Regions from separate parts of the Mus musculus genome. Here all the other regions are linked to region 2. A link is a loop called in an ENCODE intact Hi-C map of the cell type or tissue named here. Cell type or tissue: heart. All regions are shown on one strand.

Region 1 (8,000 bases), 76 kb before region 2:
GATGGCTATTTCACCCTTGAGGAGGGACATTAAAAAGCAGCCCCCAAGCTGAGGCTGTAACTCTGTAGAGTGCTTGCCTACCACACGCAGTGGTAGTACTAGTTCCATGTAAATGGGGCATGGTGGTGTACATCTGTAATCCCAGAACTTGGGTGGCTGGAGGATCAGGGGTGCGAGGTTTTCAATGGCCATATGAGTTTGAGATCAGCCTGGAGCTACTGAGACCTTGTCTCGTGCGGGTGTGTGTGTGTGTGTGTGTGTGTGTGTGTGTGTGTGTGTAGCTGATCTCTGGGTCTTCATAATGGGGCTGGTCCTCATGAAGAGAGTCCCCTTTATCCAAATCCTACCTTTAACATTGGGTGCCTGGAGACACAAACCTTGTGCAGAGTTTCTGTCAACTTTGTATAAAGTTCTGGAAATAGAGTAACCCACGATTGAGCTCTCTAGGAAGTTTTCATTCAGCGCTTCAGAAAATGCATGCTATATTGTGATGGTTAATCTTCATTGTTAAGTGGATTTAGAATCACCACGAAAATACACCTCTGGATTTATGAAGGTGTTTCTAGAAAGATTTTATTGAGGCATGAAGACCCATGTCCCAGGGTGGGGTCATGGACTGACTGAAAAGGAGACTGAGTTAAGCACCAGCATTAATCTCTTTCTGCTTCCTGACTGTGGTTGCAGTGTGACCAGGCTTTATGATCTTGCCGCCATGCCTCTCCTCATGATACATTGCATCTCTTAAAACTGAGCCAGAACAAGCCCTTTCTCCTGTAAGTTGCTTTTGTTTATAGCAATAAGAAAAGTAACCACCACACAGGTGCTTTTCAAAACCATAGGCTAGTTTCCTAGGTCAATCAAGCAAGTCGAGGTGGTTCTGACAACATGGGTGGGAGCCCTGTTTCATGAGGCGATAAATATTTTATAGTGCTGGTAATATCCTTCCTAAGACTTCAATTTTAAAAGCTCCCAGGCACTGTTTTTGCATTTGAAGGGTCTCATTGGTAGGAAGTAAACTGCCACTGAGTCAGGAGTAAAATATAATACTTGCAAAGTGACTGCAGAAGCAAGAAGACTGGCAGCTTGCAAAGCGATTTTACCAAGGAACTTCATAGCTAAGGCACACAGGTCCTTTCCTTCCCCCAGTCCCCCAGTCCTACAGCCCAATTTTAAGGAGGAATTTTTTTTCAACTGAGGCTCTGTCTTCTCTGATGACTCTAGCTTGTGTCAAGCTGACATAAAACCGGCCAGCTTAGAGACTGAGACTTGGAGTACAAGTGATTATTTTGCTGATTATGTGGCTCTCTCACAAGCTTGCAAATAAATACATTATTGCAGAATGAAAATCTGAAGCAAGTCACCCACTCAAGGTTAATGACTGGCAGATTATGCATGCCATCATGGTTCTGCCTAGAACCCAGGAAAATTCCTGCTATGCTATATCATTTCATAGTATTCCAGCTATGGGAGAGGGGCACCCTTTAAAGGCAGGGACGTTTCCTGTAGCATCAGTTAAAGATACAAGCTGTTTCACTCAAAACATAATTGTGAAATATTTTCTCTACTATGCAAAGTGTGTGCGTAGTACTGGGGAGGCAGGGGAAGGAAAGACCTGTGCATCTGTTGGGACTCTCAGTCCAGGCATCCATGTGACAGACTGCCAGGAGGTGCTGGCAGAGTTTAAGTGTCTTGAATGGTACACTTTAAACTATGCTTTGCACTGGGGAGTTGTTGGCATCAGGAGACCAGGCTGAAACTCTGTCCTTGCCCACAGGAACGGACCCAAATACAGAGAGATGATGGCCTCAAGGACAGAAAGCTGAACAGAGGGGAAGTTCTACCAAGGGAATCCTATCAGGGCCCAATGCTGGCACATGGTTATGACATTTGTACTTGTGCATCGAATATTAAAAACAATTTAGCCAGGTGTGGTAGGCAGGCATGCTCAGAACCTTAGCACCAGCTGAGGCTGAAGTATCAAAAATGTAAGGCCAGTGCTGGCTGCATACCAAGTGCTGGGTTATCCTGGGCTACATGAAACCCTGTTTGAAAAAATAAAGGAATGGGAACAAGCACATAAGTATATTTGCTAACAAGCCTGATGACCTGAGTTTGATTCCCAGAATTCACATATTGGAAAGAGAAAATCAACTCTAAAGGTTCTGACATCCATACGTGTGTTGTGGTATGGGCATGCAAGCACACACAAACATAATAAAAATAATCATAAAGTAAAGGACAAATAACTAAAAACTTAAACTGGGGTCACAGATGTAAAATGTCTTCTTGTGCAAAGCCTAAGGCTCTGACTGCTGGAGGTGCACAGCACACAGCTGTAATCCCAGCACTAGAGGCTGAGGCTGGAGAATCATAAGTTCCAGAAGAGTCTGAGTGACAAGAAGGAAACCCCATCTCAAACAAATCATCAGCTGCCACTCGGAAGTGGAGGTGTGTGGATTTTAAAAGAAAAATAAAAAAATCTCTCTACCACCAAGGCCATATTATTGTAACTTCTGGGATAATGACCAGTTCAAGTCTATTTTGCAATAGAAGGCCTAGCCAGTATCTTTAACATGTTGGGATTTTGTTGGATAGTTGATTGTTTTTTGGAGACAGGGTCTGGGTTAGCTGGGATCATGTCAATTTGACACAAGCTAGAGTCATCAGAACAGAAAGATCCCCAAATGAAGAACTGCTTCCATGAGATCCATCTGTAAGGCATTTTCTCAATTAGTGATCAAGTGGGGGAGGGCCCAGCCTGTGGGCAGGGCCATCCTGGGCTGGTGGTTCTGGGTTCTATAAGAAAGTAGGCAGCTCAAGCCAGTAAGCAACATTCCTCCATGTTCTCTGCATCAGCTCCTGCTTCCAGGCTCCATCCTTGTTTGACTTCCTGTCCTGACTACTTTGGTAATGACAGCAATGTGGAAGTGTAAGCAGAAAAAAAAAAAATCCCCTCAAAAAACCAACTTTTTTTCTTTTTGGTCATGGTGTTTTGTTGCATCAATACAAACTCTTACTAAGACAGAGTTTCTTTAGAATTATTTTTTATTTGCCTGCAGAAGCAGAAAGAGGAGTCTGGTCCTTGGAACTGAAGTTATAGGAAGTTGTGAGCCACTTAACAAGGGAACACAACTCTAGTCCTGCAAGAGCAGCAATACTCCTCTTAACCGATAAATAGAGTCTCATTCTGAATTCTTTATGTAGCTAAGAGTGACCTTGCATTTTCTGACCTTCCCCAGTGCTGCGCTTAGAGGTGTGAGTCACCACACTTGGCTTTGGGGGAGGGGTTATCTTTTTTTTTTTTTTTTAATATGGACCAGTCAAGGAGAGGTTAGGGGTCAGAGTTAGGTGAATAGGCAGGGTGTAGGGAGATCCTGGCTGGATGCAGGTGCCAGCATCAAGTAAAGTCTCAGAATGATGGAGGACTTGCCAATCACATGTGCTGGACCCTGAGTGGAGGGTGGCAATGGCTTTGCAGCCATGAAACGTTTTATAGTCTGACATAAAAGTTAAATGAAAATTCAGAGAGCTATTAAAGCACTCCATGGCAGGGCCAGACAATCTGAGTGAACAGTGGCTGCTGTCTGGTATTTCAGATGCTCTAGTGAGCTCAGTCCTGTGGGAGGTGTCAATCACAGGAGCAAGATGCACATTATGCTCAAAACATACTGTGTTCAGTTGACTCTATTCTAGATTTTTGAGATAGCTTTTTTGGAATTCATGTGGCCCTATCCTGAACTTACTATAGAGCTGAGGATAACCTTAAACTTCTGATCCTCCTGCCTCCACAATCCTAGTGCTAGGATTACAGCACCTGGCTTCACGTAGCACTTTGAAGAAATGATTTGATACATCCATTTGTACATTCTTTGAGCAAATATTTACCAAATTTCTACTACATGGCAGACACTGGAGTTGATACCTGGGAGATGATTAGTGACAAGGCCACATTGTTTTAGTGTCCCCTGTGAAAGAACCCAGGGCTACCAAGTACAGCCATGCATTCACAGGGTCACATTCTGAGAAATGTGTCATGTGATTCTGACATTTCCCAAGAAAGTTTACAGAAGCTAAGGCAGGGAGGTGCTATTAGGTGCTGGCCTTATACTGTTGTTGTACATGTGGTCCCTTGTTGACTGAAACATTTTTGTGCAGTGTCCAACTGTGGTTGTAATAGCAGTATAGTTAGTTCAGTTGATAGACTGCTTAGCTAGCCTGCATGAGACCCTGGATTTAATCCCCACCAGTGCACGCCTATAATCCTAACACTTAGGTCAGGGAGGTGGGAAGATCAGAAGTTTAAAGTATCAAGGTTGAGGGGAGCCCTGAGCTACATGAGACCCTATCTCAAAAGGGTGGGGGTGGGTGTGGGTGAGGAAGCTGAGCATGGTAGGTCACATTTGGGAGTCATTTGGGAGGCCGAGGCAGGAAGATGTGAATTCTGTCTTCCTGGACTACAAAGATCCAGACTGTAAGATCAGAGGAAGAAGTGTCAGGACATTGTAGGATGCAGGGTCCTCATATAAATTAATCTGCAGGTCTAGGGAGAGATGAACTGTGAGCCATGCTTGGGGCACCTGCAGTGTGGAGAATCATGGCAGGAGTTGGGATAGACATATCCTACAAGTAGAAGGCTAGGACTTGGGTAAGCAGACAGGTGAGAGATAGTGAGAGAAGCAGCAGGGACCAAGGGAGAGGACAGTGTTCCTTAGGTGGGAACAGGAACCATTAGCCATCCCAGAGGGCAGCCCAGGAGGCAGCTGGCCATGCAGGCTTCTGCTCAGGGATGGGAGCTGGATAGAGATAAAGCCAACTCACTGTGGTGACCGTTGGGGAGAGCCACCCGGGGTCTCTGGAAGGCTTTGTTAACTGCCTGGCTCATACTTTTTGTGTGCCTGTTGCTGGGCTCAGAGCAAGAGAATCAACCTTGGCCATGAGGCAATTCCCTTCTAGCAGATCCCCCAAACAAGGAGCTAGAAAAGTCAAAGAAGTGCAGCTCCAGGCAGCATGGTGGCTGGGGCCACCTCAGGACCTAGCTTTCCTGGGGCTGGCAGCCCTGCCAGAGCTCCTGGTACTGACATCTAGCCCTGGCACAGGGCACATAGCTGACATACCTGTCGGCTTCCCCAAGCTGCATGTGATAATATGAGTTCCTGTCTCTCACAAGTAGAACTCAATATGTATTCTACTAGACTGCAGCCTAAAGCCCACAGATGAAGAAGGCTCCTGGACCCTGCCTGGCTGGGTAGCTGTCAATAAATGAGGCACTATTGACCACGCCTTTCCTGGAAGCCTTGGCCACAGGATTACCTCATCTAAGAAATCACCAGGCTGCACAATCCAGGTGGAGCACCCCAGCCCAGCTTCCTAGGTAACTCATCAGATCTGTCAGTCCACAGCATGTTTAGCATGCTGAGGGTAAAACTGATCTACCTGGAATGTAGGTGTGTTTTGGTTGACTTTGATATCAGACTCTCCAGTAGACCATGTTGGCCTGGAACTTCATATGTGTCCAAAAATGACCTTGAATTCTTGGTCTTCCTCCCTTCATCTCCTGAGTGCTGGGATTACAGGTGTGTACTACAGTGCCGGGATCTATGTGGCTGCAGATTGAACCCAGGGCTTCAGGAATGCTAGATAGGCACTCTATCAATTAAACTACATTCTCAACTCCAAATAAATGTTATTTATTCTAGCTTCAATGTGAACTTTAACTCTCTAGCCTACTAATTCCCAATCTTCCTAATGCTGCGACCCTTTATTATAGTTCTTCTTATGGTAACCTCAACCATAAAATTATTTTGTTGCTACTTCAAAACTAATTTCGATACTGTTATGAGTCCTAATGTAAATATCTGATATGCAGGATATCTGATATGACCCCCACCCCCCACAAAAGGGATTCGACACATAGGCTAAGAACTGCTGCTACCCAAGCTTGGTGTGGTGGCACCAAGGTATAGGCACATCTATACCTAGCACTTGGGAGGACTGTGGTATGTTAAGAGAGTAACTTGGACTACATAGTGAATTTGAGGTCACCTTTAGATACACAGTACAACCCTGTCTCAAAAACATGAGCCGGTGATGGTTCATGAGTAAAAGAAGCGATTATAGGACCTGAGTCTGATATGACCGACAAGGTAGGAGAGAACAGACTTTGACAAGTTGTTCTCTGATGGACACACATGCTCTGGGGCACATATGCACAATCAAATAGATAAATGTAAAATAAAATTCTCCAGCCCAATATAATTATGAAAACTACTACTACATAAAGGTCTTTATTTATAAAAAATATATGAGACTTCAATGAGAAAAATAATTGTTTATGTTCTATGGGAAACCAAGGCAGTATATAATTTCAGATTAAGAATCCAACAAACTAGCCAGGCGGGGTGGCGCATGCCTTTAATCCCAGCACTCGGAAGGCAGAGACAGGCGGATTTCTGAGTTCGAGGCCAACCTGGTCTACAGAGTGAGTTCCAGGACAGCTAGGGCTACACAGAGAAATCCTGTCTCAGAAAAACAAAAAACAAACAAACAAACAAACAAACAAAAAGAATCCAACAAACTGTTAAGTGATTACTTAGCTGGGACCTGGTATAAGCTTGACTCTGTACAGAATGGAAGCTTTAGATGGAAAACAAACGGAGGTCAAAACGGAGGTAAGGCCTCTGGTGAACACAAAGCAGAGCTGCCCACTTCAAATAATTCCCCGGCTCACCAGACCACAGCTTTCATGTGGAACACTGGCGCCTGGGCAAGTCTGAAGTGACGGCAGGAGCAGAACCTGCTGAGCAGGAGGGACTAAGAGAATACCAGGGAAATGAGTGATGTGGAAATGGCTGCATCCTGGGAGTAGACATCCTATGATGGTTCGTAGAAAAAAAAAAACAAAACAAACCTCAGATGTCTTACACATGAGAAGCAAGTCCATATCATGTACGTTGAAAATGAAATGAAAGAAGACAAAGAAAAGAAAATGTAAGCAGCATCCATCAAATTGGTGGAACTTGAGGGATAGTGTGCTGGTTAGGTTTTGTCAAAAGGACACAATTTAGAGCAACACTGGAAAGAGGAATTGCCCCTATGGGCAACTGTATGGGGTAGTTTCTTGATGAGTGATTGACATGGGAGGCCTAGCCCACTGTAAGTGGGGCCACCTCTGAGCAGGTGGTCTGGGTTGTACAAGAAAGCAGCTGAGCAAGCCATGGAGAGCAAGCTGGCAAGTAGTTTCCTCCATGGACTCTCCTTTAGTTCCTGTTTTCCAGGTCCCTGGCTTAGTTCTCAGTGATGTACCAGGATCAGGACATACAAGTCACATAAATTCTTTCCTGCCCCAAATTGATTTGCTCCCTGTTTTATTACAGGGATAGAGAAGCAAACTAGGACATGCAGTGTACCCTGAACACCAGATAATCCACTTAGAGTTCAGAAGCCTCCTTGTGGGTCCTGGCCAGTCTTCAGAAAACCCCTGGTCACAGACAAACTCTTACAGAAAATCGCTAGGTCAGAATTTACAACTTAGAGCGTGACAAACAACTAAGGCAATAAAAAAAATTGGAACATGAGAAAGCATTCTCCACTACTATGTCATCCCCACATCCTACCCACTTTACAGATGAGAAAATTGAGATTCAACAGGGAGAAAAATACAATTGAGACCCCAGAGCAAGCCCATGGTGGGGGACTACATTTCTCTATTTTCTGTTCAGAGAATTCCTTGTTTGGTTCAGCTCTAAAAGAGAAGAGCAAAGCCTAAGGTGGCAATGAGGGGGTAGCTGTCAGCAATCAGTGCTATAGACCAGGCCCTTCTCACAAGCAATGAGAACACCCTTACAGACACAAAAGACATTTCAGTTTCGTTAAGGTGTCTACTCTGAGTGATGTCTGCACGATTACCAAACAGGGCAAACACGTGACTGCTACGTGTGTGGGTCCTTTGGTTTCCTTGTCAGCAGAGGAAATATGTCCTTCCGATGTGACTTTTCCTCCAG
Region 2 (8,000 bases):
GACTGCATTTACCATGTATGTTTGCCATCCCTCACTGACGGACACGAGCAGACCAACAAAGACAAACTGTTCTGCTCAGTGGGATTCTAGGTATCACACTAACCCATGTTGAGTAACTTTCTTTTCTGCAGGACTTTTAGGACCCTGGTAATTACTGGTGCTATTATTCAGGACCAGACTTCCCAGGAGTGTGCATATTTAGGGTGCTAGGAGTAGATTGTCATCAGGACTAACAACTGAAAGAACGGCATCTTGGGAAGACTGAGTGCAGACAGACAGACTGAAAAGGAGACAAACTGGAGGCAGAGACCAAGTCAGATTGTTGGTACAGGAACTGTAAGTAAGGATGAGAATGTGCACCAAGGAAGGCCAGTAGGCTCTTCCTACAGAGCTCAGATAGTAAGCCATGCTGGTCACATGGCATCTGTGGGAAAGAGGCACCAGGAGACCATCAGGAGGCAAACAGGCATAATTAGACTCCAATAAAACTTTATTTTTGTTTGTTTCTTAAGACAGGATCTCACTATGTAGCCCTGGCTGACCTAGAACTCTGAGATCCTCCTGCCTCTGCACCCCCAGTGTTTTTAACTACATCTCCTCAATGTGTGATGAGAAGTGAGACGCAGAGGATGGTAGTCTTGCATCACACCTGAAACCACAGAACGGCACGCGTCAATGTGGTGAAAAGTAGAACTGTGGCTCTGTACACAGCTGGGGTAGGCGTGCTGGGGACAGAGCCCAGGGCTTCGTGCATGCTAGGCAAGCACTCACCCACTCAGCCCCAGCCTCAGCCCACACCCTGGGTACTGACATCAGAAGTTTATAGAATCTGTGAGTGTAAAAACACCCCCACCCAAACACCTTTTTAAAAAGACGGTGTCAGGTAGGAGCAGCTCACACCTGCCTTTAATTCCCATGCAGCTCAAAGGTCCATCATTCTCTTCTGGTCTCCATGGGCACTCCAACACATGTGATTTACATTCACACAAATATGTACATATACTCTCAAGTGATAGACAGATTCTCATGTATCCCATACTGGACTTGAATGTTTTATGTAGCAGAGGCTAACTTTAAACCCCTGAGGAGGCTGTCCACCTCTGGAGTACTGGGAACTACAGGTTGTCAGCCACCACTCCCAGTTTAGGCAGTACTGGGGGTAGAACCCAGAGCTTTGTACATGCTGTTCAAGTACTCTGCAAGTGTCCTCTTTCAAACATGGAGGTTGTTCTTAGTTTCAATCACACAGACAGCAACATGTAGCTGTGGGCTATGGTTTCCAGTCCAAGGCTATGTGGGAGAATAAAGAGAAGACCATAACTCAAGGCTCGGGGAGTTTGACTTCTTGAAAGGACCCATTTGCCTGTAAAGGCTTTTAGGGAATCCTCCCTTCTCCTCCTCCTCCCTCTCCTCTCAGAAGTCCCACCATCAGTGGCTATGCTGGTAGGCCACTGCCTAGCAAGATAAAACAAGCCCCTTGCCCGACACTAAATAAGTTCCTAAGATGGGCTAGAGAGTCAGTAAAGGGTTTGCTATGCAAGCATAAGGACCTGCCTTTGTACCCTCTGAATTGCCATATAAAAAGCCCAGTGTTGTGGTGCATGCCTGGGGCTCCCTAGGCTAGCCAGTCAAGTCTGAGGCCTGTGAAAGAATCTGTCTCAAAAAGACAAGGTGGACAGCACCCAGAGCAGCAACACTGACTTCTGGCCTCCATACATATGTGTATGTGGGCACAGATACCTGGGTACACATGTACTCTCACACATTCAAAATATTACTATGAAACTCAAACAGAGAAGGTGTTAAACAACACATAGTGAACAACGTTTCTCAAATAATCTGTTTGGGAAAGAACACCCTATGGATTGGTTCAGCTTTGCTTTCTGAGTTGCTAGGGATGAAACTCAGTGCCTCTCCAAGTGAAGCTCTGCACCCCAAACCCAGTATGTGTAGTCCTGGGGACAGACCCCTCAACTTAAATGCTCACATTTTGCAAGTGCTTTACTGTTGAACTATACCTCCAGCCGTTACACAGATGGATGTTTTAATTTCCAATCCTCTGTGCACTGAGATTTTTATAAACTATAATGAAAATGCCATTTGGATGTCACTGGAATGTCGTATTGCTATAAACGTTTCTCCACACCTCCTCCAAGCTTCCGCACTCATTTCAACACACCAGGGCTACTGTCCTTTGATTGCGCCCTGACATCCTGACATTGTGATATTGCTATGGCCCTTACTGGGCCTCTTGAAGTTTCTTTACTGACAAGTGACCAAAAACCATACTGCCCAATCAGGCAACTAAATGCCATTAAGCAGGGGGACCTAGCAAGTGGCTCCAATGAACGAGGATAGCCTTGGGTCATTGATAGTACCTGGAGCCACAGATCTCAAGTTCCCGAGAGTTTGGATGGCCCAAAGGAACTGATAAAGAGGCAAGGAAAGTCTCCATTTTCATGAGGAAACCAGGAAACTTTGGTGCTGAAAAGATACTTGAAGAGGCTGGAGAGATGGCTCAGAGGCGGGCTCATGACACACAGGTGAGGACTTGAGTTCAGATTCTTAGCATCCATGGGAAAATCTAGGTATCACTGCACATGCAGCTATAACCTCAGGTCTACAGAGGACAGAGACAGGGGGACTTTTGGCACTTGCTGGTTGCCAGCCTAGATAAGAGTTCAGTGAGAGACACTGGCTCGAGAGAATAGGTCAGAGATTGATAGAGCAAGTCACCTGATGTCCTCCTCTGGATTCTGTGTATGCACGGGGGTGTGAACTGGATTCTGTGTATGCACAGGGGTGTGAACTGGCACACACAGACTCCAGACTGGCCTTGAATTTGCTGTGTAGCCACGTACAGCCTTTAACCATTATCCTCCTGCCTTTAACCTAAGTACTGGGATCACCTGTTTTATGTGGTACCGAAGATGGAACTCGGAGTTTGTCAGTCAGTCAAACACTCCATAGACTGACCTGCATTCCTACCTCACGCCCTTCCTTCTACTTAGGGGCTCACTTTTACTGCAGAATCTCAAGGCACTTGAACTGTCTGAAAATCTGACTTCTGACGTGTATGGGGCACCAAGGCAAATGTGTGGCTCACTCCAACAGAGCAGATTTGAATTTGCCTCTTAAGAGATGTAATTGCAAATCATTTCAGAAAGTGCACAACAACTAATTGTCGTTATAATACCAAGTTTACATAGCCCAAATAATGGACAAATATCACCATGTAATAGAACGGTACAAAAATGGTAATTTGACTATGGAAAGTTGGAACTTGCCATTTCAAATTAGCAGAAGCTGTGAAGTGGGCATTACTGACAATGTGAATATAGTTATTGGGGCTGATTTCTTGGCGCCTGGCCGAATCTGGCTGCCTGGCGTCCTGTGAGTTAATTATAGCTCTGTTAACAGAGCAGGGAACAGGGAACACTTGCAGTGACGGAGATAAACCCAGTGCAGGTCTCTGCACACCGGGCTGGGAGTGAGGGTGCTGGCTAAGACTAGGAAGCACATGAGCAGCCCCCACCTTTAAAAAGTATACACAAGCATGGTCTAGAGTAACAACTCCCAAGCTTCCAGAAGCCCTTGCTAAGGTACTGTTTTGCCAGCAGCAGGACACTGCTGTGGGGTGACTAAAGCGTCATTTCAGGCCACGTCCAAAGATATTTTGCTTGTGGCTTTAAAGTTTCCTTTAAAAAGTCCAGAAATCAAAATAGGTGACCCCACCAAATTAGTTCTCTGTTCAGACTGAGCCTGTTATTTCACTGAGGGCTTCTGAATAATCAGGCTAGTTAGAGTGGCTCATGCCCATAACCCCTAGTACTTGGGAGGCTGAAGCAAGAGGGTCACCACACATTTAAGGCCAACTAAGGCAACAGAATATGAAGACCCTGTTCCAAATACCAAAAGGGATCAGGGGCTATAAGCACTCTTATTAAGAGTGCTTCACTGGCATACACAAAGCCTTGGGTTCCATCTCTAGCACCACACACACATACCCCTTGATTAAGGCAGGAGAATTCCAAGTTCAGGGTCATCTTCGACTACATAGCAGGTTCAAGGCCAGCAGAGAACATAAGACTTTGTCTCAAAAATGGAAAGGAAAGAGAGAAGAAGGAAGGAAGAAGGGGAACAGAGTAGGGGAGGGTCTTGCTTCTGGCTAGTCTGAGAGGTTTGATCATGTACCTGGAGCTCTAAAGATAGCACTTTTTTTATATCCTGATGAGGCAACATGTCTCCACACTCCCAAGACTTTCTTCTAAAACCACTGGAGATGTTCCCAGCATCCACATAGGGCTGAACAGAGGGATACTGTCAAGCTTGCATAGAGCCTGGTGTACTGAGATTATTTTAAAGGAAAGTGAGTCAAATTTTAAACCTGGCACCAATGTATTGATCTGTGTGTCAGCTGTTGCTTCTAGATGTCAGCCCACTCTGTGCTCTTCCAAACCCTGGCAGCTGCCCAGCTGGAATCCTGAACACCTGCCCCAAAGACTTTCTGGGGTACCTCAGTCTGCATCTTCTTTTCATCACCAAGCTCGTTCTTGGTCATGGGCATCTTCCTCATGTCCTGTGACGCCCCCTTCTAAGCCCACAACTGCATTGTTACTTACTTCCAAGCTTCATCCTCTTAGCCACAGCTACTGGGAAACATCAAGCTTCCTGTGGACTCTTGCACTATATCCATGTGAGGCATGTTCACAACCTTGAGCAAGGCTCAGCCTAGAACCAATCCATCGTCCCAGCCTGGGTTAAGAACTGTGTACTCTCTCCCTCTCCTACCCTCAGGATGCAGTAGCACTTTGGGCAAGTCAGGCTGCCTGCACATCCTACCAAGAATCCAACTTTTGCTCAGAACCTATCCCCAGTGTCTGGCACAGATCCAGGCAGAGAGGGATTCCCTCTTCAACACAGTTTCCCAAAGTCTTTGTAAATAAACATGAAGAAACTCCTAACTAAAACTGACAAAAATCCAAAGAACAGGAAGTCAGAGGCAACTGAAATACATCAGTAACTGTTTCCCTTCTCGGCAGTAAACCAGGAACTGAGTTCAGCAAACTGGGTTTGCTCTGTTCTTCTGGTCTTAGCTCTGAGGATCAGAAACAGCAGACTGTGACCAACCCTTCCTCCCCCAGGACCAGCTCCAGGAAGAGGATCATGATCACATACCTTGAGACCCTGAAACCTTTAAAGGAGAACAGTGGGCAAGAGGGCACACTGACTTCTCCAGTAGTAAACTAAATACCCCATATGCCCTCTGGGAAGCCTGCAGACTCCATACTGGGATGGTAAATCCTAAAGACAGATGGCCTAAAGAACAAAAGCAAGAGCTAGGGGTGCAGCTCATTGGTGGAGTGCCTGCCTTCAAGGCAAGGGCTCTACCCCTGAGCTATACTTCTAGCCCTTCGCTGGCAGATTTTAGGCAAGAAGTCTACCACTGTGCTTTCTTTCTTTAACTTTTATTTGTAATGGGCTCTCACTAAATTTCCCAGACAGGCCTTAAACTCTCAAGCCTGCTGCCCCAGTCTTCTGAGCAGTTAGATTTACATGCCGGTGTCATCTGTCTCAAAAAGGGAGGGGGGCTGGTGTACTGGTACACACCGGTAACCTTAGTAACCTCAGCACTTGCAAGGCAAAGGCAGGAGGGTCAGGAGGTCAAGGTTAGCCTTAGCTACATGGAGAGCTCAAGGTTATTCGGGGCTATATGAAATCTTGTCTTAAGAGAGTAGATTACATTCAGAACTTAGAAAATGACCAATGCCATTTTTATAACCAAAACCTCATAGGAAAGGACACAATATAGACTTACTCCTGGCAAAATTATTCCTCTTGCTCTGGGTGGTGCTGAGCATAAGTCCTTATTGTATGCCCTGCTTGTGACACTTGTCACTGAAAAGTACTCACTCACCAGAGAACATGAAGGCTAGCCCAGTGAGTGCCCATAGAAGTGCTGGGCAGACAAATGAGCACAGAGAAACAACTACTGCTGGCTTAGCTGGACATGAATAGCTCACCTTCTTTCCTTGGTGTGAGCCTTATCAAGATAAGGAGGAGAGTGCCTCCATCAGGCACCTCCATGCAGAATATGATGCCGCACTGACCACGGATGTGGCCTCATTAGTCATCGTGGCCAGTTGTGGGAGGAACAGACTCCCAGCTGAGCTGAATGAGGAATGGAAAAGCTAAAGTGATCTACCAGCAGCCAGTAAAGCAAGGCTGTGCTCTTGCTGAGCTGCTTCCTCTATGCCGGGAACGAGAGAATGGAAGAGAGGATGCAACTGGGAGCAGTGGTGGGCAGAACATCAGCTGCTTTTGACTTGAGGAGAAGGTAGTACTGTCCCATGATGGCTCCATTCTACAAGAGGCTTTGGCTGGCCAAGAAGAAAGGAAAACAAGGAGGGGAAACCCTCAAACAAGTGCACTGGAGGGAGACGTACTGCTTACTTTCTGCCTAACGTCAGTAGGCTGGCAGGGGACAGGGGCGACAGAATGTCTCCTTTCTGCAGCCAGTTAGTTGGGGTGGGAGTGGGGTGGAGATACTGTTGAAGTGAACTTCGTCTGAAATAACACGGAGGACGAGGTGTCAGCAAAACACACACCTGCAGAAACTGGGCCTCTGAGAATGAGAAGTCAAAGAAAAAAAAAAAAAAAAAAAACCCTTTTGTTCCGTTTCACTTGTTCTGTGAAAGCAAATCTATGCCCTAGTGTCTCCGCTCTGCAGACAGCCGGTCTCCCCACTGGGAATGTTACTGTGCTGGCCCTGACACTCCACCCTGCGTGCTTTGGGAGTAGTCTTTTTCTCCCTGAGTCATACTTTTCTGGACATCTTCCAGCCCTCAAGCTAAACCTGTAATACCCTAAAAAGGTAGATGAGCAGTGCTTCTAGGATTTAAGTCTTTCTCCACCTACTGGAACAGAAGTTGTGGATGTTTCTACCTTAACGAATGCAAAAACAGACCCAGGAGACAATGTACTGGCATGTTTGATAATTTTCAGTAAAACAGTATGTGCGTTGGAGGTGGGGGTGGGTGCAGGACAGAACCCTTTCCCTTGTCTGTAGTTTAACAAGCCGTTCCTAGTGCTCTCTGCTCTTTTAAGGTTTACAGGCACTTCTGGAACTTAACCATGCAAATACTCCTCAGAACCCATAGATACACTCACAAACTTCAAAGGGGTAAATTAAAGTATAGAATTTGGGCTAGCAAGCCGGCTCAACCTATAAAGGGGCTTGCCATCAAGTCTGACAATCTGGGTTGGTCCTCAGGACTCACATGGGAACACAGGAGAAGGAAAGAACCAGCTTGCCCCAAGTTGTTATCTGACATCCACAAGGGCACTGCAGTGAGCATGCACCTACATACACACACACACACAGACACAGACACACACACACTACACACACAGACACACACAGAGACACTCACACACACACACACACACACACTAAATGAATGTAAAAAATGTTTTTAAAAAAATAAAATAAATAACAATGCAAAATTTTCTAAAGACTGTATCTGGGGGGTAGGGGTGGGGCAGGGATGGAGCCTTAGTAGGTAAAGATCCTGCTAAAACTTCAGTTTGATACTCAGCACCCACATACAAACCTAGCTGTGGTGGTCACCCCGACAGAGACAGGCAGGCCCCTGGGCTTGGTGGGCTGGCTAGCTGAGACAGGGAGCTCCAGGTGAAGTGGGAAACCTTGTTCCAAAAACCACCTGTCGGCAACCTCCAACGCACTGTATAGAAACACATATATAAGACAAATCCAAACAGAAAGAGAGAGAGAGAAACAGACAGATAGACAGAGAGACAAAGAAAAACCACCTGTCGGCAACCTCCAACGCACTGTATAGAAACACATATATAAGACAAATCCAAACAGAAAGAGAGAGAGAGAAACAGACAGATAGACAGAGAGACAAAGAAAAACCACCTGTCGGCAACCTCCAACGCACTGTATAGAAACACATATATAAGACAAATCCAAACAG
Region 3 (8,000 bases), 51 kb before region 2:
ACATGCACGTGTACTCACCTCCCCTTGGAAGCTCTTTAGCAGTGGTGCTACCTGCTTGCGTAAATCCTGGGTGGAACAGAGGTCAGGACACAGCCATTGGAGGAAAAAGAAGAACAACATTGGTTAGGTTTCCTACAAAGGCTCTGTGCAGATCATCACCACAAAAAGCCACAAAGACAGACCCTGTCTTAAGACAAAAGAGTGAACTTCTACTAATTCATGTGTGCATGTGTTCTTGTGGAGGCCAGGAGTGGAGTGTCTTCCTCAATCTTCTCTGCTTACTGTTTGAGGCAGTGTCTCTCACTGAAGCTTACAGATCCAGGGAGGCTGTCTGGCTACAGAGGCCACAGGGGTCTGCCTATCTCTACTTCTAACATTGGGATTACAAGCACATAGCTTTTATGTGGGTGCTGGGGATTGAACTCAGGTCCTCATGTTCTCATGTCAAGACCCTTTACCCACTGAGGCACCTCCCTTACCCAGTTTCCTAAGGGCTGTCCTTCATAGGTGTATCACCTCTTTGGGAGAAGCCAACAGTTTCTGCTCCTCCACTGGATGATTTGCTACGTTTCTACACTAAGTTCAATGACAAAAAGCAAGGAGATGAATTCACGGGCTTCCCTCCTCCACCCCCACAAACATTGCTACCTGTAGAAGACTAATAGCCCTAACGATATCCTGAGACCTGTAAATACATGACTTGACACAGTAAAGGGACATTGCAGCTATGATTACATTAACAATCGTGGGTCTGAGAGAGGATCCTGGACCATGTACGTGGGGCTAATGTCATCAGACTGCCCAAGTAGAAACACAGGAGTCCATACAAGAGAGAGAGAGTCAGAGGGGACTCAAACACAGCAGCAGAGATTAGAGAGATAGTAAGATGTAGGGTCCTGGCCAGAGGGCTAGCAGAGCCTGGCAGAGCTGGCGCAGGCTGGAACCAGACCTTCCTAAAGCTTTTGGAAGGAATGCAGCTTTTGCTGGCAACTCCATATCCACCTCGTAAATCCTGTTCTGGATTCCCACCCTCCAGCAGTGTCTGATGATGTATTTCTGTTGTTTTAAGCAGATAGAAGCAATAGGGAATAAAATACTTTTCTGTTCAGCCCACCACCAGCCATTCCAGAAAGACAGGATAAAATCTAACAGTAAAGGGCAAAGAAGATAAAAACAAAGGACAACAGGAGGAAGATTTGTGTTTGAGTTTTGTCTGGTTTTTTGAGACGAGGTCTCATGTAACTCAGATTGGCCAGGAACTTACTGTGTAGCTCAAGATAACCTTAAGCCTCCACTTCCCGATATGGGTATTTGCTACACAGCTCAGTTGGGAGTAGACTCGGGGCCTGGAGGCTGTCCTTTGCCACAGGTGGTTGACTGCTTCCATCATGGGCAGCTCAGGTCAAGATTACATTTAAAATTAGTACTCTCTTGTGATGGAGAGTCAGGGATGGCAAGTCCCTATCCTGAGGGTCAGTGGGAGAGGTTAAAGAGGCTCTGAAGAACACTAAGAGCCAGGAGGGTACTGAGCTAAACAAAGGGAGTTCCCAAGAGAAGGATGTTGCTACTACAGAAAGCTGCAAACCTAAAAACCAAGGCAAGATTAGATTTAGCAGCAGGGAAGGTCCAAGGAACAGAGAGCCGCTGGAGTAGGTTTAGCAGCTGCTACAGCAAGTGTGTTCACTATTTAGTTACAGCACCAGGGAAAGGACCAGGAGGAACATGGCCAGGCCTGCAAGTGCTAACTGAATGTTCACTCTGTTGTTGACACCAGCAGTCCTTAACCTTGGCCCACTGAACCCATCAAAAATATGAACTAGAATACTGAACAGAAGGGTGTCCACAGCTGAGAATGAGAAGGAAATTTATCTAAGGTCGTGGAGCTTGACAAGTTAGAGTCTGAACTCAGTTCTCTGTCTGTCTCTCCTTCCTTCTCTCTCTGTCTCTGTCTCTGTCTCTGTCTCTGTCTCTGTCTCTGTCTCTCTCTCTCTCTCTCACACACACACCCTGCTCTCTTCTGGCCTCATGTGCACCTGCATACACATGATGTACATAAACACATGCATGTGCAAATATATGCACATAAATATAAAGGATTAAATCACCACACGTGTGGAAATGGCATGTGCAGTAGCCACTAAAAGAGTAACATGTACTGATGGACACCTGTGTGTCACTCAGGTGGCTTACAAAAGCTAGGTATGGTGACTCATGCTTATAAACCCCAGCAGTAGGCTGATTCAAGAGGCTGATTCAGGAGGATCACAAGTTCAAAGCCAACCTAAGCTATGCCAGTCAGGTCCTCTTTCATAAAGTCGCATTCTGAGGGCCGAGAGAAGCTGGGTGAGGTTACAGAATGACAGAGGGGAAGAGCCCAGAATTGGGGACCTCAGCAGAGAAAAGGAAGAGGGGAGAGTTTCATGGGTCAGTTTGGGCCCAAGTCCATGTAGCCCCTGGGTGCCTTAACCTCCTCTCTTGGTATGAGGTTATCTTCATGAGAAAACCAACCGTCTGAAGCAAAGAGGTGACAGAGTTACCTCTGTAGCCTATAACAGGATTCCAGAAAGGCCCAAGAGCTGCCTCTCGTGACAGGCTTGTCACACTCCCTTTTTAATTATTTCCTTTTGGTTTGAGACAGGATCTCACTGGTCTTGAACTCAATGTAGCTGAGGATGACCTCGAACTCCCTGCCTTTGCCTCCTGAAGGCTGAGATTACAAACCATGCCTCACTGGTGTGATCTGGAGATGGAATCCAGGCCTTTGCCACCTGGGCCACAACCCCAGTCCCTGAAGCAACCCTTTTGATATTAAAGCCAGATGTGCATCTGTCTGCACACAGGTGCACATGCACCCCCTTCTCTCCATGGCTGACAGGGAAAAAGAACTGACTGTATATTCACACAGCACACACACACCAACACAGATGCACTTCAAGCCAGCAGCTAAAAGACTCATTCTAATTTTATTTCTTGGCAGTTTGAGAAATGCCTTATCTCAATCTGCCGCCTGCAAATATTATCTGGTTTGTTACTAAACTGAGGAGAGAGATTCAAAGCTGCTCAGTTCTGGCCCACGGGACTCTGTCGCCGTCGGTTAGCATGGACAGGAAATGATTTATCCTCTTTTAGAGCATGGTGCCCTTTGCATTCTAGACAGCCACTGAAACCACAGTCTCTACCGCTTCTGGTCCTGGGTCACCATCAATGCACAACCTTCGTGACAACTGCCAACTGAAGAAAGGTGGGGTTTGAGTTGATTGAAACCACACTAGAAAGAGTTATAACTTGGTAACTGACACATGTTTGAAAAGTCCTAACAATAGAGTGGAGTGCTTAATTGAGTTATGGGGTTTCCACTGCTATCAATTTTGTTCCATCTTGTACCAATCACTGAACAAAAAGCAAAACATAGCTTAATCACAGAAAGTGAGGCCCTTGTGGGTAGGGGGATGGTTCAGTCAGTTTGTTGCTTGCTGTGCAACCATGAGGACCTGAATTTGATCCTTAGCACCCTGGTATAAAGTTGGGCATGAAGGATTACTGTGGGGTATCGGGCAAGCCAGTCAAGCTGAATCATTGAACCCCACATGCTAGTTACTTTGTCTGAAAAAGCAAGATGGAAAGTTCTCAAGAAATGAGATGAGGTTGACCTCTGACCTCTACACGCATGCCCTCCTATAACCAAACAAATTGCACACACACATAAATCATTTTTTAAATTAGGGAAAGTGATGGCCTTGAAGTGATTACTATCAAGTGTCTGTTGTTAAAGGCCAAAATATGTTGTTTGTCCCTCTCTTCTGAGTAAACAGCACAAAGGTGATATTACCAGAGCCATTTCCAGGTAGAGGTGATTTTCATGATTCTGGACTGCAGCGTTGGCTATCAGTTAAGAGAGCATGTTGCTCTTACAGATGATCTAGGTTCAATTCTCAGCACCTACACGGTGGCTTACAACCATTTGTAACTCTAGTCCCAGGGACTCTGAAGCCCTCTTCTGGTTTCTGTGGGTACCAACCATGCACATAATACATGCATACATGCACATAAAACGGATACATTAAGTAATAAATAAATCTTTAAAAAAAGTTGCTAGAGTTAGTCACACTGGCTTAAAAAGAAACGAGAGCCTTGTGGACATCTCTGCCCCTACCCATCATGGCTCATGCTTAGGTGTCACCTCTGGATCCACATCTGCCTTACACAGTTTACCTTTTCTTCCTGTGTTTTGGTTGTGAAAAGCTGGGGTGGGTCTTAACTCAGGGAAAAAGGTGGACTGATTCATTTGCACAAAGGACTCTCAGAAATATTCAGATTGGGAGGTGACATGCCACATAGTGACACATTTCCTTATGACTATATGAAGCGTTCACTATCTAAACCTCAAAGCAAGAAAATTCTTAATCAGGCATGGTGGTATGGACTTGTAGTCCCAACACTGGGGAGGAACAAATGGGCAGATTTCTGAGGCTAGCTGGCGAGCTGGCCTGACCTGCTTGGAGATCTCTGGCCCAGTGTGACCCCTTATATCAAAAGGTGGGTAGCTCCTGAGTTTGCCCACTGAGCTTCATATGAACGTGAATGAGTACTCCTAAACACACACATACATACACACATCCCACAAAGGGGATTCTAACTGGAAAGTGTCTTCGAGAGCCAGGAGATGGCAGGTAAAGACGACTGCTGCCAAGCCTGAGGACCCGAGTTCAACCCTAGAGCCTATAGTATGGAGGTAAAATCTAAATCCTGCAAGCTCTCTGATCTTGACATACACAGAGGAACACATAGACACAGGCACACATATCCCTTACCATATGTAAATTTTTAAAAATGAAAATGTCTTGACTGTGTGTCCAGAGCACAACTTAAAAACTCATTTTTATAGGTAGAGCAGTGGTGGGGCACGCCTTTAATCCCAACACTTGGAAGGCAGAGGCAGGCAGATGTCTGTGAGTGAGATCCAGGCCAGTCCCGTCTACAGATCAAGTTCCTGAAAGCCAGGGTGTGGGTGCTTTGACTACATGTTGTCTGTGCGCCGTGTGCCCTTGGTACCTGAGGGGGCCAGAGAGGCCATCAAATCCCCTAACACTGAAGGTGCAGATAGGTGTCACTGCCATGTGGCTGCTAGGTCTTGAACACAGGTCCTGTGCAAGAGCAGCCAACTCTCCAGCCCCAAAGTACATTTTTATATCAAATATGTGTTAAAACTGGTACCATCCAATGCAAGACACATGTTATTCTAAACTGCAGGAAGAGAAACAGGTATTTTTATATCTGATGGCTCATTATTATATTGACCCTGAATCCGAAATGAACAAAACACATACAAAAAAAAATCTAAGCATTATAGCTAACAAAACACTATTAACTTGAAAATAAAATAAGAATAATAGGCCCCAAGTTGTTGCTAAACAAGCAAGCAAACAAACACCCAACTCTACAGGAGCTCCTATTTAGGGACTATGTGATATTTTGTAAAAGGGGGCCCTGGTCTTTCAGGATACATACTGAAGTCCTGAAGTTCTTGTGGATAAACTATATATGACTTTTTGTCACGCCTATGAGGGATGAGGACAGGAGGAGAGGAGAAGATGGTTTTAACTGGTGTGATGAGTCTCAAGGGGGTAGTGCCACTCACCGGGTGTTGTGAATATTTGAAATGAGTCAATATATGTCTCTCTAAGACACATTAAACCTTCTCTAAACAATCACTGAGCTGGCAGAGAGAGCAAGGAGGGTAGTCAGGGATGCCCTTTGAACTCTTCAGTGGATATTGCAAGTTGTCAGTTTATGCCATCCAACACTCAGATCACCTGTCCTGGCTGTCCTGTCTACCATATGGGGACTCACAACGGGGTCAAGACTTTCTACTGAGCTGGGTGGAAAGCTCTCTGGTAGAGTGGCAATTGAAGAGTTGCTTACCAATTCACTTAAACCAGGCAAGGGGGTTTGTATACTACAATGGATTACATTACATTGCATGCCTGTAATCTAAGGACTAGGGAAGCTGGGGCAGGAGGGTTGACAGTCAAAAGTTGGAGGTCAGTCTAGGGTTGATGGTGGAACCATGTCTTGAAAGGGAAGGGAAGGGGGAAGGGGGAAGAGGGAGGAGGAGGGGAGAAGGGGGAGTGGAGGGGGAAGGAAGGGAGGAGGGAACGGAAGTGGGGGGGAGGGAAAAGGAAAGGAAAGGAAGTCTGACTGCCTGGGGATGCAGCTCATTTGATACAATGCTTGCCTAAAAATTACAGACTCTGGGTTTGCTTTCCAGCACCATAGTTCAGGTGTGGTGCAAATATGCAATCCCAGCACTAAGAAAGTGAAGTCAGGAGGAGCAGTTTAAGGCTATTCTAAATACCTAAATATTTAAGCCGAGCCTGAGCTTCAGGAAACCCTGTCTTTAATAAAAAAATAAAAATTAAAAAAAGGGGGAAGGAAAAGGAAAAGAGGGAAGGGAAGAGGAAAGGGATGGGAAAGGAGAGGGGAAAGGGAATTTGTAGTCACTTGGTTTCCTTAGAGAGTCTCTGTCCCCCAGGTCCCCAGCTTTGTTAGAACAACGAGAAGCTGAAAAGAGGTAGAAACGACTAAATTGTCTTCTACCACTGGGTCCTCCTGTCCTCTGAAAATTGGTGTAGGGTATAGGGCTGGGCTCTCCTGGACCCCTCCATATAAGGCCTCCTTCCAGTGCCTCACACATGGTCTCCAGGCTCTGTTCCTCTGTTCTGAGAAACACATGCCTGGCAGCTGTTCCCTGTCCCTGTTGCTGTCTCCAGTGCCATCTGACTTGTGAGTCAAACTGAACAGGGGTTGTCTAGAAGGAACTAGTAGAGCAACTTTTAGAAAAGAAGGAAGGAGTAGGGTTCTAGTACCTGCCTCAGTGGACAGTGGCCCTATCAAATCCTCCAGCTCTTTAAAAATACAGAAAGCATAGCTAGGGATACAGCTCGCACACATGCCATCCCTAGAACCACATACGGCAGAAGTGATGGTGCATGCCTGTAAAGCTAAACCGAGCACTTGGGAGGTGAACCTAGGTGGAGGCAGAAAGATCAACAGTTTGTAGTGAGCTCCAAACCAGCATGAGATATACAAAATTCTGTCATGGGCTGGTGAGATGGCTCCGCAGGTAAAAGCACTGACTGCTCTTCTGAAGATTCTGAGTTCAAATCCCAGCAACCACACGGTGGCTCACAACCATCTGTAATGAGATCTGACACCCTCTGGTGTGTCTGAAGACAGCTACAGTGTACTTACATATAACAATAAATAAATCTTAAAAAAAAAAAACAAAAAAAAAAAACTCTGTCATTACCAAAAAGAAAAAAAAAAAAAAAAGGGAAGGAAGGAAGGAAGGAAGGAAGGAAGGAAGGAAGGGGAAAAAGGAGGAAGAAGAAACCCAAACAACCCTAAAATTCCAACTAAAATGGAATATCTTTTTTTTTTGAAATCTAGATATTTCCTTGTACAGCTTCATTTCAGAAATCTGAATTCAGTTTTGATAAATCCAAGAAAGCTGAGTACATACAAAGTTAGCACAGCCCTCTAACTGGAAAGCAACAGCAGACCATTCTCCCTTCCTAAAAAGAAACAACAACATTGCCCAACCACCGCTATGTTTTCCTTCCTAGGTCTCCTCCCCTCCCCTCCCCTTCCTCCTGCCCCCTCTTCCTCCTCCTGCTTTGTGTATTTGTGTGTGTGGGGGGGTCTTATATAGCTTGCATTGGCTTCCAACTTATGATCCTCCTGCTTCCATTTGAGTGCTGAGGTTACAGGTCTGGACCACTAGACAATAATAATAAATAAGCTGCTTTCTTAAGCCATCAGTCCTCACAACAGCCTTCATGAATATTTGTACAATGCATGAAGATGCAGAGCATCAGTTTGCCTCAAAGGGAAATTAGCCCTGAGCACTTATTCCTGGTGTCATTTATGGCACCTGTGACTCCTCCTTTATGAACAGGGCAAAGAACCCAGACCAGGTATGAAGCCTGTGTCTTCCTCAG

What was found. Peaks named below come from ENCODE experiments on the same cell type or tissue, not always from the same donor. Only the 100,000 strongest peaks of a DNase experiment are listed, where the experiment ranks them.
Region 1: it touches region 2 in a loop (1.9-fold over the local background); 4 of 42 quality-filtered maps call a loop at or near these places.
Region 3: it touches region 2 in a loop (2.1-fold over the local background); 4 of 42 quality-filtered maps call a loop at or near these places.

What each region holds. Positions count from the first base shown.
Region 1 is chr5:136,383,695-136,391,694 of GRCm38, forward strand. The region is part of intron 4 of Cux1 (cut-like homeobox 1); the gene reads right to left. It also overlaps a transcript of Gm16599 not described here. Among named protein-coding and RNA genes, the nearest start is that of Gm16599, 5.2 kb to the right of the region's middle. In heart, no CTCF peak of the experiment used is centred here; no DNase peak of the experiment used is centred here.
Region 2 is chr5:136,459,426-136,467,425 of GRCm38, forward strand. The region is part of intron 2 of Cux1 (cut-like homeobox 1); the gene reads right to left. Among named protein-coding and RNA genes, the nearest start is that of Gm16599, 71 kb to the left of the region's middle. In heart, no CTCF peak of the experiment used is centred here; DNase peaks (open chromatin) are centred at 3,466, 6,149 and 6,766; H3K27ac peaks cover 5,474 bases.
Region 3 is chr5:136,407,962-136,415,961 of GRCm38, forward strand. It overlaps Cux1 (cut-like homeobox 1), which reads right to left. Exons shown (of 23, transcript NM_001291234.1): 3 at 19-66. The region is part of intron 2 of Gm16599 (a long non-coding RNA gene); the gene reads left to right. Among named protein-coding and RNA genes, the nearest start is that of Gm16599, 19 kb to the left of the region's middle. In heart, no CTCF peak of the experiment used is centred here; a DNase peak (open chromatin) is centred at 3,120; H3K27ac peaks cover 2,578 bases.